Linked DNA regions of Homo sapiens: region 1 is linked to region 2. Evidence: chromatin contacts called from ENCODE Hi-C or POLR2A ChIA-PET data. All regions are on one chromosome and are shown on one strand. Each heading gives the region's core, a stretch centred on a gene start or an enhancer-like site at or near the end of the contact. The rest is flanking DNA. Distances are from core to core; before and after follow the strand shown.

Region 1 (3,377 bases), core at 82-2,581, 180 kb after region 2:
GTCGTTTTAAACCATGCCTAATACCAGATTAAGAAAGAGTCAAACTCCAGTCAGAGCAGACTGGACCTGAGTTTGGTCTTAAGAGGATTTCTCAAGTCCAGCTAATTGTTTTTCTCTTAAAGTGTCTGAGTTTTTCTTTTGGATCCTGCAGACCAATACCAGAACTGACCTCTTATCAGAGGCAAATGACCAGTAGATATGCCGTGATGAACAAAGTCATTCAAAGTTGTCAGGAGGACACTGAAAGTGTCAGGCAGGGTATGAGGTGATCCTGAAGCAGGATTGGAGCCAAGTAGAAGAGGAAGAGGGTGATGTAGGAATGAAGAGGGAGGAATCTGCAATGGCATTCATAGTTGACTCCAGTGTGGGATGCCATGTAAAAAGGAACTCTAAATTCACACATACATGCACACACATCCCAAAGAAACCCCTTGCAATTTGCTCATGGCCTGGGATGGAAAGAGCCAGCTGATCTGAGAATAAGAAAATGTACCTTACATGAAATATTCTCTTCATAGTTACAGCAAATGTTCTCAACGCTGGCTGCACATTAGAAGCATCTTGGGAGTTCAAAATACTATGTCCGGGCCCCTGCACAGGCCAGTGGAATCAGAATCTCTGGGTATTTTTAAACCTCCCTCACCATCCCCCTCCTGGACACCCCCCACCCACACAGGTGATTCTAACGTGCAGCCCGGCCTGAGAACCACCGGGGTACAGCATGGACAGCAAGGGCTATTTCAGTACAGGATCAGTTAATGAGCAAGGGCTCATTATTCAAAATACTCACAACTTGAAGCTTGGTTTGGCTCAGCCTGGACTTCTGGAGCTTGGGGTGAGAAGCAACCTAATCTTCAGAATTCACAGCTCTCCCGCAAAAACAATGTCAGCAGGGAGAGCCTGGCAGGGGAATGGGAAAGGAGGTGTGAGGTGTCCTGCACACGAGCTTCCCTTCTGCCCGGGGAGAACACTGGTTCTCTCACTCCTGTGTGCATGATGATCACACGGGGATATCTGTCAAATGCAGCTTCCTGGGCCCCACTCCCTGGGTCGGTCAGAAGGTCTAGGATGTGGCCCAAGAACCTGCATTTTAGCGGGTCTCCAGGTGACCCTCTGAGGGTTTATGGAACAAACACACATCCATAAACCGAGAGGCCTCCAGGAGCAGCAGTCTGTGGGTCCTTCCTGATGAACACGTGTGGAGCAGGGCTTCCCTCTTCAATCCTGGGCCCTGCCCCTGGAGGGTCTGAGCAGTAGGTCTGAGGTGTTGCCTAGCATCAGCATTAGAAGTGATTTCAGGGCACTGCCCAATTGGGGACCTTCATGGAAAAGAAGTGGACCTGCCCCAAGTTTTCTCTGTACAATAGAAGGTGGAAGCGAAGCAGGAAGGACCCTTGGCTCATTCCCTCCTTGCTTCTACCAAAACGGAAGCTGGCGTTTTTCCTAGGCTGACATCTGGCAGGAAGTACAAGCGGAAACCAAACAGCAGCCTCTGGTCTTTCAGAGACCATTGATTTCATCAGCAAAATGGGTCTCAAAGCTTCATCAAAGTGGGTCTCAAAGCATCATCAAAGCAAACATGCAAATTCTTGGGCCCCACCCCAGACCATCTACTGATCAGGTACTTCAGGGAGACAGGCTCCCTAATCTGTGTCACAGGAGGCTCCCAGGTGACTCTGATGCTTGCTCGGTGATTGTGGGCTTAGGAAAGGCCCCCACCTCTTCTGGCCATCCTTTCAGGTCCCTTGTCATGGAGGCAGGGGGAGGCCCCACAGCACCTCTCCCGCTCTCGGTTTGTTATTGGGAAGGTGCTGAAGGATGCTGGGGCTGCCAACCTGGAGGAAAAGGAGCCTGGTTCCAGGCAGCTGCCACTTGCACAGGCTGCTCTCCCAGCTGACTTGCTTTGTTTTATTTTCTCTAAGCCTGAAGAAGGGCTTTCCCCAGAGAGAAAGGACACCTGGTGCCTAATTCCCCAAAGCAGAGGCAGCTGTGGTCCAGAAGCCCCAGGGCCTGTTTCCACTGTCCTCCCTGGGGAAATGCGGGTATAGGGCCCAGAGAGGCCCAGGACTTATCTCGACACTCTCCTTTCCCCGGCCAAGAAAATGCTTCCTCTTCTTGGAGGATGGAGATGCAAACACTCCCTTTCTGGAGCAGGCTGCAGCCAGAGGGGTGGCATCCTGTACCAAGACAAAAGCCCTTTTGGGACAGAGTGTCAATGCTGGTACTCCACACCTCCAAAGATGAGGGGAGGCCGATCTGAGGCAGAGGCACATGTGAGAACCAGCCCAGTGGGACAGAACAAACTACTTGCCTCTTTCTTCTCTGGACCCAATTTTGGAATTCTTCTAAGCATTCTGATCAGAGACAAAGACTAACATGCTCTAAAAGGGGGGTCACCAGGATTAGAAGTAATCCAGACCTGTTGTGGATTCACTGCAGAGTCTTTAAATGTGTTATACGGGGTTCACCACTTTAAAACAAAAATTCAGGGACTTGGGATAAATGAAAAGTATGGTTTTATTGTATCTTCTTGTCAAACACCTTTACTTGAGGCAACAACTGAAGTATAATTTAATTCAGCAGGAAATATCACACTTGGAGGGAAAACACACACTAAAAAAAAAAAAAACCCTTAAATTAAAGCCAAACATTCTTTCCAAGGCACAGCACTGGCATTTTCAGATTGACAGCAGAACGAGTTTGTTTCCGTGAAACAAAATCATGAGTCCAGAGTCTGTTTTTGAAACAGCTTTCCACTTCATCTCCCTTTCTGGGGCTCAGGGAACGATGCTCGTGGCCTTCCTCAGGGCCAGGTAGCCGGTGACGACGTCAGAGGGCAGCCTCCGAATGTAGGAAAACTCTTCAATGGTGCTGAACCGCAGTTTGCTCTGGGGGTCTGTGTAGTTGGCCTGGGTGAAAAGAGGCACAGGGAAGGGCAGAAAGTTTTTGCTGGTAGGGATATTTTAAGTTCAAGTTTAAAAATTTTTTCTATTTCACTGAAAGTGATATATATTTTCATTATGTCTTACTCTGCCACCAAGAACACTAAATCACTCACTGTGGCACAGGCTCATTAACCTTCCCAGACTCTAGAAACACTTCAGGGTATGGACGAGAGGAAGGGGAATGACCACATCAGACTCTGGGACTCTTCTTGTTGGTGCCTCAAGGGCTGCAACAGGTCCAAGACTGAATTCATGATGGTCATCCCTCCCTGCCTTCAGACTCCTGCCTCTTTCCAACAAATGTCCCAGGTCTGTGCTCCTCAAGGCAGGAGCCGACGCCCAGCATGCTGGGCATGTGCCCCTCCCTGCTGTGCTCCACTTACCTCCAGCATGCTCCTTTCCAGCTCTTCCAACACCCCCTGCGCCACTTCC
Region 2 (3,491 bases), core at 752-3,251:
CAGATACTTCACCAAAGAATATATACAGATGGCATATAAGCACATTACAAAATGCTAAATATTATTAGTCAGTATGGAAATGCAAATTGAAACCACAGTGAGATACACAGTGAGTTGGTAAGGATGTGGAGGAACCGGAACTCTCATGTACTCATGTTAGGAATGCAAAATGATACAGCCACTCTGAAAAGTAGTGTGGGTTTTTTTAAACATTAAATGTACATCTACCATGAGAGAGGGGGAAAAAAGCATATGTCCATATAAAGACGTGTGTACATGAATGTTCTCAGCTTTACTTGTAACAGTAAAAACCTGGAATAACCCAAATGCCCATGAACTGGTGATTGGATAAACAAACTGTGGTATATACATACAATGGAATATTATTCAGCAACAAAAATTAACTATTGATACACACAGCAATAAAGATAAATCTCAAAATAAAAGCTTAGTGAAACAACTCTGACAAAAACAAGGACATTCTGTATGATTCCATTTAAATAAATATCTAGAAAATGCAAACTAATCTCTAGTAACAGCTGACCAGTGGAGGGGGCATTGGGAGAGAGGCTTACCAACGGGCAGGAGGAAACTTTTGGGGTTTAGATGTAATAAACATATTATTTTGATTGCAGTGATAGTTCCACAGCTGTATTCATTTAACAAGCCTTATCAAATTATATCCTTTAAATATTTGCTGTTTATGTCAGTTATACCTCAATAAAGCTGTTTTGTTTTGTTTTGTTTTGTTTTGTTTTGAGACAAAGTCTCGCTTTGTCACCCAGGCTGGAGTGCAGTGGCGCAATCTCGGCTCACTGCAACCTCCGCCTCCTGGGTTCATGGGTTCACGCGATTCTCCTGACTCGGCCTCCCAAGTAGCTGGGATTAAAGGCGCACACCACCATGCCCAGCTAATTTTTGTATTTGTAGTAGAGACAGGGTTTCACCTTGTTGGCCAGGCTGGTCTCCAACTCCTGATCTCAGGTGATCCACCTGCCTCAACCTCCCAAAGTTTTAGGATTACAGGCCTAAGCTGCGCCTGGCCAAAAAGAAAGCTGTTTTTTTAAAACTATCTGCACTCCCTACTTGGGAGGGTTGGACTCAAGTTCCCACATCTCTTTCCTCTTACGGTTATATTAAGGGCTTAGTCATACATCCCTAAATTTCATATATCCCAACAGGGACTTGGGCTGGGACAGGAAGCCCTCTTCCTCCACCTCAACTACCACTTAGCCACCCACCATTTTCTCAAACCTCTTCCTTTCCCCACCGGACAGCTTAAACCAAGTCACACGTCTCATTGGTCTCAACAGAAATGAGGTCCCAACTCCTCATTTCCCAAGATATTTCCATGAACACAGCAATATCCTTTCCTACCCTGATTACCCCGCACCCTCCATTTCGGGTCCTTCTCACCCTGATCAGTGAGAATTGTTCTAGCAAGCAAACCTTAAATAGACCTCGTACCCTTTCTAGATTGCAAAGTAGATAAAAATCCAACTTTCCGTTAATTCAGGGATTAATTACTGAGCATCACTTATTTCTTGGGCAGTGGTTCTCAAAATGTGGTCCCAGGACCAACAGCTTCAGGATCACCTGAGAACCTGGGCTGCCACCGCCCCCTCCCCCACTACTAAATCAGCAACTCCGGAGTTGTGGGGCAGAAGTCAGTATTTTAACAAGGCCTCCAGGTGATTCTGATGCGCGCTACTCTTCTGGGGGTGTGAAAAACCAGAGAGGACAGGAAGAAAGTTAGAATTAAAGCATACCTACGAATCAGATAAGCGATAGGGGGAGGGGTGGTTATTTAAAAAACGATAACTAATTAAGAACTTGTATGTAGTAAGAAAACCTACCCTGCCCCAGAGAGCTTTCCCGAAAGATAATGGATTCCGACATTCACCTCAAGAACCGGCAGACAGAGCAGCAAAGGATCTGTCGCTGGCCAAGCAGGTCCCTGGCTAAGGCACTGCTAGGGACAGCTCGCGGCGGTTCGGGGGTTAATTCTCGGCAGCCCTCCGTCACCCGGTGCCCCACCCCCGCCCTGCGCCTGCGCGGTGAAGCGCCATAGAGCTGAGCACTCCTCCCAGATTCCTAGAGCGGACAGGGCGATGGCAGGTTCGCCGGGTGTGAGGCTTCACAGCGGTCCGGTGACCAAGTCGAGGTAAGGGTGATGTCGGCTCGCGGATAGCAGAGGAGTTCCGGGTGATCTTGCCTAACGAGCAGGAAACTGTGCATGGTTTCTCGAGTCCTTGGAGAGTGAAGGCCCCCGGGGTCGCTCCCGGGCACGGAGAGACGATTGGTTCACGGCCTAGTGTTCGGTTTGTTCCCAGTCAGCCCTTGCTGGCCTTGGGTTCAACCGAATGAACGCCAGAAACTCTGTGGGGTGGGGGGAGTCACCAACCGTGGTGCATCCATACGAATCAGCCTACCGTACTGGGAAAGAGCCACCTGAATTTGTGAATGTTGTAAAAGCAAAAGGAAGAAAAATGATCAGTAGTGTCATTTTTGGATAGGAAGGGCAGCGAATAACATAGTGTTAACCACTAGAATTCACTGTAAAATTCCCCTCTCTGCGTTATCTTTCCAGTTATACCTTTTTTTGGTAGCATTAACCCCTAATTTTGTTTGAACATCTCTAGACTTGGAATGGGGAATGTGTGTCTTAAGTGGGTTAATCCCTGGCTCTTGGATGATGGGGAGGAAGCCTAATACATTCTGAGAGAAAAGCAACTGGAAGTCAAATGAGATTTTTTGTTTTCTCCTTCTTTTATATCTTGAGGATTTTTCTGGTGGTCTAGTCTCAGAGATTACATCTGTAGTCAGCACAATGATTCCCTTCCAAGCCCAGTGGTGCCCAGTTGCCTCCAGGTCCCAGACCTTTATGTGGACAAGAAAAGCTTACAGAGGAAATGGTAATTCTCCACTTGCACACTGAGGTGTCCAGTTGCAGCCCATGGAGATCCAGTTCAATTATGAATCTCAGGAACACCACCTTCTGTCAGGTGAGAGGCAGGGTATTATATCTTTCTTAGTGGCTTTGGCGGGGTGGGGAGGATGAGGGGGTGTCACTCTATGCTAGTGTCTTCAAATGATCCCCCTTAACTCTGTTAGGCAGTATTACCTCTTTAGTGTACCAAGCATAGTCACATGACTTTATTTCAAAATCTGGCGATCAAATTCTCATGCAGCTCTCTCCACTTTTTTAAGACCCCAAAGTCATTCATTTTTCCCTGTATAATGACCTCATTGCTAATCTGTCAGTTTTGGTCATTTTTCTTATCTACTGTAGGGGCATAGTTAAAAGTTCTGGAGTCTGACAACCTAGATTCAAACAGTAGTTTTGTCACTTAACTGGCTCCAGTAAGTTACTCATATATTTTACGATTCTGTTTCCTCACTTTTCAAGTGCATAGTACTTCATACCTTGAAGTTATTTTGAGATTTGTATCTATGTATTACTCCAGAATAAAGAACCCCAAAATTTAGTG

The links. Hi-C counts contacts between places; a loop is a spot of excess contacts on that map. ChIA-PET counts read pairs that join two places held with the same protein, here RNA polymerase II (POLR2A). Pooled maps may share reads with other maps.
Region 1: a pooled map shows a loop between it and region 2 (2.1-fold over the local background). The contact joins the promoter of ZNF24TR here to the promoter of ZSCAN30 in region 2. A Hi-C loop is called at or near these places in 1 of 50 pooled maps. POLR2A ChIA-PET finds 5 or more read pairs at or near these places in 4 of 52 experiments (HEK293T, MCF 10A, activated CD4-positive, alpha-beta T cell and 1 more).

Annotation. Positions count from the first base shown.
Region 1 is chr18:35,465,834-35,469,210 of GRCh38, forward strand. It overlaps ZNF24TR (ZNF24 transcription regulator), which reads right to left and starts at 1,332. Exons shown (of 3, transcript NR_186612.1): 1 at 494-1,332. INO80C (INO80 complex subunit C) reads right to left here. Exons shown (of 5, transcript NM_194281.4): 5 at 2,500-2,909. The coding sequence ends at 2,778.
Region 2 is chr18:35,288,228-35,291,718 of GRCh38, forward strand. It overlaps ZSCAN30 (zinc finger and SCAN domain containing 30), which reads right to left and starts at 2,002. Exons shown (of 4, transcript NM_001112734.4): 1 at 1,857-2,002. It also overlaps the pseudogene ZNF271P. RefSeq lists an enhancer at 2,119-2,278.